Regions from separate parts of the Homo sapiens genome. Here region 1 is linked to region 2. A link is a contact called in ENCODE Hi-C data. All regions are on one chromosome and are shown on one strand. Each heading gives the region's core, a stretch centred on a gene start or an enhancer-like site at or near the end of the contact. The rest is flanking DNA. Distances are from core to core; before and after follow the strand shown.

What was found. A loop is a pair of places that touch in the nucleus more often than their neighbours do. Pooled maps may share reads with other maps.
Region 1: a loop to region 2 is called in a map of CD4-positive, alpha-beta T cell, with 8 times the contacts of the local background. The contact joins the promoter of AATF here to the promoter of MYO1D in region 2. A Hi-C loop is called at or near these places in 2 of 168 maps with a recorded cell type or tissue (CD4-positive, alpha-beta T cell and naive thymus-derived CD4-positive, alpha-beta T cell) and 6 of 50 pooled maps.

Annotation. Positions count from the first base shown.
Region 1 is chr17:36,947,568-36,952,961 of GRCh38, forward strand. AATF (apoptosis antagonizing transcription factor) reads left to right here and starts at 1,387. Exons shown (of 12, transcript NM_012138.4): 1 at 1,387-1,649; 2 at 2,647-2,838; 3 at 5,319-5,394. The coding sequence starts at 1,559.
Region 2 is chr17:32,875,608-32,880,886 of GRCh38, forward strand. MYO1D (myosin ID) reads right to left here and starts at 1,517. Exons shown (of 22, transcript NM_015194.3): 1 at 1,171-1,517. The coding sequence starts at 1,265. It overlaps MYO1D-DT (MYO1D divergent transcript), which reads left to right and starts at 1,248. Exons shown (of 4, transcript NR_184086.1): 1 at 1,248-1,286; 2 at 2,237-2,354; 3 at 2,693-3,028. RefSeq lists silencers at 853-1,842, 1,049-1,236.

The DNA.
Region 1 (5,394 bases), core at 137-2,636, 4.1 Mb after region 2:
CTTCTCCTGAGTGCCCTGCCTAGCCTGGCATTCTTTTCCTTCCATGTCTGAGGGGGTTTACCCTCAGACAGGTTCTCCTTCCCCTCTGCAGCCCTGGTTGTCTTCATTCTTCAAGGGCCACTTTACAGGGACATGGAACAGGCTCCACTAAAGTGGTGTCCTCTTATTGCTCTTGGCCCTGAGGACATATGAAGATTGTGAAAGTCAGAGATCCTCTCTTCCCTTGGTTTTCATGGGAGACAGTAGAGAGCTGAGGGTTCCCCAGTTGTTCAGCTGTGGGATCCAACTGGCCCGGGCTGTACCCAAGGGGCACTGCCACAGTGCACCACTAACATCTCTTTTCTGGATCCTTTTGAGGCAGATTCTGTTTAGAGGGGTCTAGGTCTCTACAGGCAACCTCCAACAGATACCATAAGAATAGACCACTTTGTAGTCACACTTATCATCCCTTATTGCAGTTTCTGTTTACATGTTTGTCTACCCTCCTAGGCTGATTACCGTGGGGGGGAGAATCCAACTTACTTATCTTGTATCTTATCTAGCAGTGCCTGCCACATAGTGGGCAGTCAGGGAATGCTTGATGAAGGAAAGAGGATGTAAAGCGATTGTGTCTTTCCGTGTGCGGGGTGCAATTACATTTATACTATTAAGTCTTTATATTTTGAGTCTGTCCCTCTAACGGTAGACCTGTATTTTTCTGCATTTGTGCACCTGCTTAAGCTGCCTGAGCATGCCCTCATCTCTGAACAGCAAAGATAATCAATACCGAGGGGTATGCAGTGGAGTAATCCACACCCCACCCCCTTTCCCTTGCTCAGGCAAGGGTACTTAGAGACGCTACTGAAACTATCTTTAGCCACAGCGATTCCTAAGTATTCCCATTAAGAAAGACGCCAGCAGTCCGCCACACACTTACACGTGCATATCCCTGACATAGGATTCCCAAATCCTGGCCGCTGAAGGGCGGGAGGCGTGTGCCCGGCCTCAGACTACTATAAATTGCGAAATGACAAACCTGCTTTGGGTCCCAGTCTCTGCGTGCCCGAGTGCGCACCCGCGATTCGAGCAGCTTAAGCCCTACTCCCTCCTCCTTCCCAAATCAGCCACCGTGGGCCACGGCTACGCTATGCTTTATTCCTAAGCGAATCTCGCACAAATCTCGAGGCATATTTTGTACAAGGGGACACTGGCCGCGCGCATCGCAATCGCATCTCAGCGACAGAAGCGGTCACGTGCCTTGGCGCGCTTCCGCACCGCCCCTTCCCGCGCACTCGCACGCGCACGCGCACACGCGCCCATACGGCTCCAATCCCTTCAACCTTCTGCGCGCTTCCGCCTTCATGCTAGCAACGCCCGCAGTGACGCGCAGGCCCCGCCCCCTCCCGCGCGCCTCCCGGAAGTGGCCGGTCCAGAGCTGTGGGGTGGCCTCCGCGCGGTCTCTGGCGGAGTCGGGGAATCGGATCAAGGCGAGAGGATCCGGCAGGGAAGGAGCTTCGGGGCCGGGGGTTGGGCCGCACATTTACGTGCGCGAAGCGGAGTGGACCGGGAGCTGGTGACGATGGCGGGGCCGCAGCCCCTGGCGCTGCAACTGGAACAGTTGTTGAACCCGCGACCAAGCGAGGCGGACCCTGAAGCGGACCCCGAGGAAGGTGAGGCCGGACTGGGGCAGGCCACGTGCGGAGCGGTGGGCCAGGCCCTGTGGGGCAAGGGGGCGGCGTGGGAGGGGCGTGCGCGAGGCCGCCGGGCCTGCGCTCCTTCGCTTGGCGCAGAGGAACGTCGCCTCCCGCGAGGGTGGTCCCGGCCTCGGGAGGAGGGCTTCGGCTTCTTTTCACACGCACTCGAAACTTGGTGCTCGGCTGGATGGGCGGAACAGATCGAGGGCTCAGGCCGAGAGGAGCTGGTCTTCAGGTTTACTTGCTCCAGGCCTGTTGGAGGGAGCCAGAGAGTCTGCTAGCAAGTTGGAAGTTAGCTTTGAGGATGCCCTTTCTGGTATTGCGTTAGAAAGGAGGAGAAGAAAGTCGCATGTTTTTAATTCAGGTTGCCCTTCAAAACTAAGTTGGAGACTGATGGAAGGATTTTCTGGTGCTGTTTAAGTCTCTTGAAGTCTCAAGACACTTGTTCAGTGGCTGACGACTGAGACTCCTGTTCTGTAAGCTGATGTTCAGAGTCTAGCTGGGAGTAATCCCGCTTTAGACTTGAGTCGGAAGTGTGAGAAAGGGATAATAAGGAGGGATAAATGCGAGTGCTGAACCGTATCTTAGGAAGATCAGTTGAAGAAACTCGGGACTGTTTAGCCAGAATAAGCAAAGAAAACTCCCCAAAGAATGGGACAGAGTGAGGGGAGAACGTGATGACTGATTTAAGATATTGGAGCGACTGTCACACATTGAAGAGGAATTCAACTAGTTTGATAGGATCCAAGTCATAGAAATAGATCCCACTAGTAGATGCCAGGAGTCAACTTTCTGTTTAGAAACAGCAGTAAGACAGTGTTCTACTTTGGGAGAGAGTGAATTTCCTATTCCTGGAAGTTGGTGGGGATTTCGTAAAGGACGTTCAACTATGAGATAAATGGGTCGACCAGGGTTCCCGTTAAAGTTTCTGCTAACCTGGAGATTCTGTTTACTTTTCCCTCTCCCCCGACAGCCACTGCTGCCAGGGTGATTGACAGGTTTGATGAAGGGGAAGATGGGGAAGGTGATTTCCTAGTAGTGGGTAGCATTAGAAAACTGGCATCAGCCTCCCTCTTGGACACGGACAAAAGGTATTGCGGCAAAACCACCTCTAGAAAAGCATGGAATGAAGACCATTGGGAGCAGACTCTGCCAGGATCGTCTGGTGAGTAGACATTTTTGAATGGAACTCTTCTCTTCCCTAATTTTTTCAGGGTTAAAATCCTCCGGTCATCCCCCATGATCTTTGCAAGAGTAGTCTGCGGATCTTTTTTTTGAGACAGAGTTTGGCTCTTGTTGCCCAGGCTGGAGTGTGATGGCGCCATCTCGGCTCACCGCAACCTCCACCTCTGGAGTTCAAGCGAGGCTCCTGCCTCAGCCTCCCGAGTAGCTGGGATTACAGGCATGCACCACCACGCCCGGCTAATTTTGTATTTTTAGTAGAGACGGGGTTTGTCCATGTTGGTCAGGCACCCCTATCTGTTATCTTAGGAGAGACCATTGATTTGGTATTAGAAAGGGTCTTAGAGGTTACTTCATTTCACTTCATAAGGAATCTAAAGCCCAGAGTGATTAAGTTGCTATACTCCTTATGTTCGGACTAATGGCTCACCCTACAGTGGAGTGACAGAGAAGGCAGTGCATTTTGGCTACTGGAGAGGGTTATGAGCTGAAAAACCACTGTGTCTGATGAACATGTTATCCTTGAATTGTGACCCCTGACCTTTGGTTTTCCAGGACTTGCATTGAAGCACTGTGTGATATTAGTTATTTGTGAAACTCATTTTTTGCCATTCTAAAAAATCACATAATCCTTCTCTTCCCTGCAAAAGAGTTAGGAGTCTGTGCGCTTATAGTTTTAAAGAATTGTAAATTTCTCAGAGTGGAAGAAGGGGCTAGATATGGTGATTATTGGGAGAATGTCATTTGTTTTCCTTTAGAAAGGTCAGGGGTGTCATGTTGAGAATCCACAGATAATATAAAAGGAACTATCATTTAGGTTATGATATCTATGATTTAGTCCTTGATGTAGTTCTGGGAGCTCCTGATAAGCTCATTTCATATTCTTTGCCTAGAGACTGATAAAGGGACCAATCATGAGACAAATATGATAATATTTATTGAGTTCTTACCATGCGTCAGGCACTGAGTTTAGCTCTATAATTTAAGTTCTAAGAGCCTGGGACACAGTAAGTCCTCAAAAAAAAAATTATAAAATTACCTGGAATTAGACAGATTTTTATAAAAAATTATCACCATTATCACTACATGTGTCACCTAATTTAATCCTCCCAATTGCGCAGGAAGTTATTACTACTTAGCCCCATTTTACAGATAAGGAAATCGAGGGGCAAATTGGTTACATAAGTTTGCTCAAGGTCATATAGTTAGTAAGTGGAAGAAACATGATTCAAATGTAGGCTGTCTGACTCCAAGATGTACACTCTAGTAAACTCTGTATGAATGTTTCTTAATCTGAGAAATGGCGTACATTCAAAGAATTTAAATAATAATTTCTGTTTACTGTTTTGGCACTTAGTTTTTGTATTTATATTTTTGGCAGCTTTGTGTCTTAAGTTTATATATACCTTTTTAAAGAAGCGCTGAAGACCTGTCACGCTTTCCTAAAATCTTTATTTTATTGAAGAAAGTTTTTGGAAACTGGTCCCTCTATCTTAGAATCATACTTGAAACACATGGGGCTTTTATGTTCTACCATGGAACAGATTGGATAAACTGTAAAAACCTCTACATATCAGATGATACTCTAAGCATAAGTCAAACAAAGAGCCTTAACTAGCACTCTGTCTACTATAGGATCAAGTTCAGAGTCCTCATGAAAGACGAGACCTTTCCTGATTAGTCTCATCTCCCATCACTTCCTTGTGCATCCTGCACTCCAGTGCGTTTTCCCTTCATTATCTATGAGCTGTTGCCTTATGCTTCATAAGTAAAATTATAATGTCTCCTTCTCCACATGATACCATCCCCCACCTTTCCAGGAGAGTTAGGTGGTTCCATCTCCATACACTGTGTACTAATGACCTTGTAATATAATTATTGGCATGCATATCTACCACTCCCACCAGACCATGAACTCCTCCCAGCAAGTATTAAATTCTATTTGCCTTTCCTTAGCCCCTGGCTCATAATGAGTGCTTAATAAGTATTTAGTAAATAGGGCAGACGGATGTGATAGATTGTACATTTTTTCAGATCAGGTTTGGGAAAACTGGTAATTCTCTAACACCAGTTGAAATCTTACTGTTCTTCAAGGGCCAGAGCAAATGCTAGCTCTTCCTTAGAGATTAGCTTAAATTCACTTGCCCCACAGTTAAAATTTCTCACTCTTCTGGGTTATTGAAATTTTGTCAAAGCACTTCTGATGCTTCCTTGAGTTGTAATGTTGTGAGTCTGTCTTTCCCACTAGCTCCTTTTGTTAGGGTAGGACCCGTGTTCTATTCATCTTTGCTTCTCCCTTAGCATTTTGGAGATTGTAGATGTGTAATAAATATATTGTTGAATTGAGTGCAGTAAGAGATTTTCCCCCTGATGCCACAGTGCTTAAGTTGAAATGAAGTCTATGGCTTGGTATTTTCTCCAGGTAATACCCATTTTTCTCTTTCTTCCCTCTCTTCTTTGTAGATGAGGAAATATCTGATGAGGAAGGGTCTGGAGATGAAGATTCAGAGGGACTGGGTCTGGAGGAATATGATGAGGA
Region 2 (5,279 bases), core at 267-2,766:
TGGGGTGATTTCTATAAAAGTTGTACATCCAAACCTTGATCAGAAATGTAACATCCTATCATTATGCTGGTATGTAATCAACCTGATTGACCCCTGTCAACTGGATTGACAGGGGTAGTTAATAATGAAATTAGGGTTAAGCACCCAAGCCTAGATTATGACTTTCACTTTATAAGCTTAAGGAATGATGTTTAGCTATAAACCTTAGAAGAAATGCAGCCAAAGCTTGCAGGGAAACATACACACGCACACCAAAACTCAGCTATTTTGAAATTCCACTTACTTTAATGTTTAAGTCAAACTACTTTAAAACTGTTTACATATTACTCTATCAAGGGTGAAATAATCGCATGTAAAGGGCTTTCTAAAACAAATCCACATCTTGGAAGCCCATTTTGGGGCGTTGAGTTGTGACTACGTTCTCAAGGATGTTAATAACACAAGAGCTCCATCCACTAACTCCTTGAAAAAAACCAAAACCATGAACGTCTTGTCAAATTCAGACAGTTTATCTTGGCACTGGCAAGTACAGCAGTCTCTTCGATGTCTGGAAACGTGTCTAATTACGTTTAGAGAGTAACTAAAAAAATAGCCAGTGTCCCGGAACAGACAGCTCAGGGATCACTCCATAGCATCCTGAATGACAGGATGGAACTACGCCAGGAGGAAAAAAAAAAGAAGGGCGAAGAAAGAAAGAAAAGAAGCAAGTGTAAAGCCGGGATGAGACGCCAGCCTCTCTCCAAAATAATCCTCCAGTCCTCCTAGGGCCTTCGGGGCCACCGCAACTCTCGTTCAAGTTATTTCCCTTCAGTTTCCATGAGGTCACCGGCCCGCCCACATCCCTCACCTGGCGCGGGGAAGCGCGCCCTCCCGCGCGGCACACCCTCTGCACCTAAACCCCGGACAGCGCCCAGGGCTCCCCTCTCAGGGAAGCGCGGCCCTTGAGCTCGACACGCCCCCCGCACCCCAAAGCGGCCGCACCCCAGGGGCGTCCGCTCTCGGGAAAGCGCAGCCGCGGAGCTTGGCAGACCCCCGGACACCGCAGCCCGGCCGCGCCTCCATCCCTGGAGCTTGGGCGCTCCCGACACCCCGGATCCGGCCGCGCCCCGAGGCGCCCCCTCTCGGGAAAGCGCAGCCTCGCGCCCCTGCGCGCGGCCGCTCCGCCCTCACCTGAGCCTGAGGTTGGCCATGAACTCGGGCATGGAGACGGTGTCCATCAGCACGAAGTCTGCCTTGCCGAATTCCAGGCTCTCCTGCTCCGCCATGGCGCCAGCGCGGGGGCTCAGGTGGGCGCGCTCGGGCCTCCGGGGCCGCTCCGTGGGCCCGCGATGAGCTCGGGAGGGGCCGGGGCGAGGCCGCGCCGCGAGGCTACGGGGAGGGGGCGCGCACGCCGCTCGGCGGGTCCGGGCCGGACAGAGGCCGCCTCGCTGCTCCTCGGCGCCTTCTCGGCCGGCGCGGCTCCGAACGGGACGCACCCGACAGTTTCCGCTCCTCCCGCCGCGGCTGCCGGGCGCTGTAGGGGCCGGGACACCGAGACGGAGACGGCAGCGGCTGGTCCCGCCTCCAGCCTGGGGCTCGTCCCGGCTCCGCCCCGCCCGGGCCTCCCGGCTCCGCCCCTCCCGGCCCACTGAGGAGCCCGCCCCAGCCGCGGCCCTGGCCGCCGCCTCTTCACCTGGGCGGCGCGCACGCGCGGGTGGGCGGCGGGGACGCGCGCTGGGCCGGGCGGCGGCAGCTGGGTGGCAGCGCCCCCTGGGGACAGGCGCTGGGATCTCAGGCGGCCAAGAGGATGGCCGCCTGCCGCCCACACTTGGTAGCTGCCAACAAAGTTAGAAAAGTAGTTCGTGGAGCTTTTCGCGAGGACAATTCATTATGATTCTGTCACCCTGCTCCAAAACCCACTCCCGCCTCTCTACTCACACCCTGCCCATTCTTGAAGTGGTGGTTCAAGCACAGACTGAGAGGTAATAATAATGGCTAACATTTTTGGGGCACCAAAAATGCCCAGAGCTGTTCTCAGCGCCTTAGAGAACTTTTAAGAAACTTGCCATACGACTAGGAAGTGGAGCAGCTGCGGTTTCACGCAGGTCATTTGACTTAGGAGCCGCAGCGTTCAACCACGTCTGACTACCTCCATTCTTCAGTGGCCCATTTTCTCTTCCACTCATCCGAGCATGTCATCAGACATTACCTTATATGATTATTAAGTTTTTAATATATCTTTGTATCATCTCTCCAGGATTATTGCGGATGTCTTGAGCATGGGACCATTCTTTTTGCATCCACCAAATAACTATTGTACTACTTTGCATATATAAATATGAAATCCATACTGGTTCAGTGGAATGAAGTGAGTTGTAAGTAGTCTCCAATTTATTGATACATTGGTTGAGCTTGGAAAATTCTTTTTGAACTCAATGTATTTTCCCAAAGAAAATATACTACAAATGACTTTCTTTCTTTTTTTTTTTTTTTTCTTTTTCTGGAGACAAATTCTCCCTCTGTCACCCAGGCTGGAGTGCAGTGGTGCAATCACAGCTCACTGCAACCTCAAACTCCTGGGCTCAAGCAATCCTCCAGCCTCAGCCTCCTGAGCAGCTGGGACTACAGGTGTATGACACCATGCCCAGCTATTTTTTTTAAATAAATGACTTTCTAAGGTATCTACATTTATTCAGTCCTGTGTTTCTGTTAGGACATCTTCTATTACAAAATCTACGAGGAAATCTAGAGGCCTCCAAGGACCTGGCTGGGCTTCAACTCTGGCTGAGTTTGAGATGAGTAAACCAGACTGAAGGACCTTGCCCAAGGCCTGCTTCAGCTGCCAGCCACCCACACTTGCTAAGAGAAAGGAAAGGAGCTTTGTCACCTCCTGAGGGACTGCCTCTGCCATCAGAAAACCACCCCAATCCCTGGCACCAGCAGAGCTGGGTTGCATCTGACTACCGTTAGCAGCTGTCCTTCAGAAGGAGGAGATCCACCTGTCTCGATATCAGTGTCCTCATTTGTGGAATAAAAGCTCTGGAATAAGGTAGGACTGTCCTATGGTTGGGTCATTTGTGGAGGTGTCGGTCAGTGGCTAAGTAGGTTATTGCATAGGGTATGGTTGTATTCCTAATGTTTGTATTGGCATGTTTTAACATAAGCAGAACTGAACTTCAAGAAGGAAAGAAAGAAATCTCAAACTGTATGCACTTTGGAGCATCCAGGGACCACACCCCAAAACCTTTTGGTAAATTATATATGTGTGTTCCCTGAGCTCTGTAGGTGTTAAAAATTAGGGCAAAATCCCAGGTACCAGGAAAAGAAACATCACGGCTTGCAGATGATGAGAGAGTTGCAGAAATTGTACAGTGGTTAGGAGCTATGGTGGGATACAATGTGGTTTCCAAATGGCCAAAGTAAGAGATCCTCATTTTAATCAACATCTTATATAGGAACCCAACATATAAAACACATATACAACATATGCAAAGGGTATTTTATTAATTTCTTGTATAAGTCCAAATTAGTATAAAATTAGGCATTGATGCTCTCATGATGAACCCAAATCTGCTCAATGGGGCTCACTATTAGCCTCAGGATTCCAGTTTACTTTTGTATGTTGTTTTCATTGTACTGTGTCAAGCAAATTCTTGTTTGTATAACTAAGCAGTAATTTGTTACCCATACAACTTTACATTCAGCATTTCTAGGCCAATGTGCAGTTACAACATTATTAATCAATGACACACTTGAGCAAAGTTCAGGTATATGCACAGCCGGCAGGAGAGACTGAATACTCTGGTCTGCATTCAGTCAAGGTAACCTAGAGCAGATTAGCTCATTATGAATGTTCTTTGTGATAAAATTTGAATAGAAACACATTTGGAGATGCATGTTTTTGTTACAGTTTAAAATATACAAAAAATAAAACAAATAAAAGTTTATATCCCCAATCATGAGACACACAGACACCATGAGCCTCCTGATATGGTCTCCTGAAAAAGACACATATCATTTACCTGCTAAAAATACGTAAATGGAATCTAATCATGAAGAAGCATCAAACAAACTCACATTAAGGGGCATCCTACAAAACAATTGACCTGTATTCTTCAAAAATATCAATGATGTGAAAGACAAAGAGGCTGAGGCACATCACTATTAAAGGCAATGGGTGATTCTGGACTGGATCTCCAACCAGAAAAATGTAAAGGACATTGTTGGGATAATTGGTGAAATTCAAATATAGACGCGATGTTAGATAGTAGGATAGTATCAATGCTAGTTTTTCTGAACTTGATCATTTTACTGGGATTCTGCAAGATAATGTCCTTGTTTCTAGCAGGTATCTGCTAAAGTATTTAGGAGTAAAATGATGTCTCGAACTGTTTGGCAAGAATAATAAAAATAATAAGATGAGGAGGTGGAAGGAGGGCGTGCATATATATTGGTAGACATATAAATGATTAAAGCAAATGATGCAAAATACTAACAAGTGGTAAAGTCATTAAAAATATATGGGACTTTTGAGGGGATTTTCTTTTGTACTATCCTCACAACTTTTCTGTAACTTTGCAATTAGTTTGAAATTTATTCATTTATTTTGAGACGGAGTCTTGCTCTGCCGCCCAGGCTGAAGTGCAGTGACACGATCTCGGCTCACTGCAACCTCCGCCTCCCGGGTTCAAGCGAGTCTCCTGCCTCAGCCTCCTGAGTAGCTGGGACTACAGGTGCATGCCACCATGCCCAGCTAATTTTTGTATTTTTAGTAGAAACGGGGTTTCACCATGTTGGTCAGGCTGGTCTCAAGCTCCTGACCTCATGATCTGCCCACCTCAGCCTCCCAAAGTGCTGGGATTAGAGGTGTGAGCCACCACACTCGGCCTGAAATTTAAACTTAAAAATTAAATAGTAATCTAAAACTGTGCTAAATAAAAATTTTTAATTTAAAAATATTAAATAACACTTAGAAATCAAAGTCACATCAGAATTTTGCAAACCTTCCAGAACTGAAGAACCAGCAGATATTTTTGAAAACCCTGGTCCAGGGTACCTCTTAGCTCTATTTGGCATAGATGTGCTAGGAGATTATAAACACTGAACAGGTAATTCTAAAAACAAAAATAATTAGATGTCAAATATACCCATATGCCCCTGAGAAGGTGCATCCTGTTCTCTGCCTGAAGTTCTCCCCGCCACCCCACCCCTCACTCCTATGACCTAGCTAACTTCCGCTCATCCCTCCGCTCTCAGTCTCAACATCACTTCCTCCAAGAAGGCTTCCATAATCTCCTGAG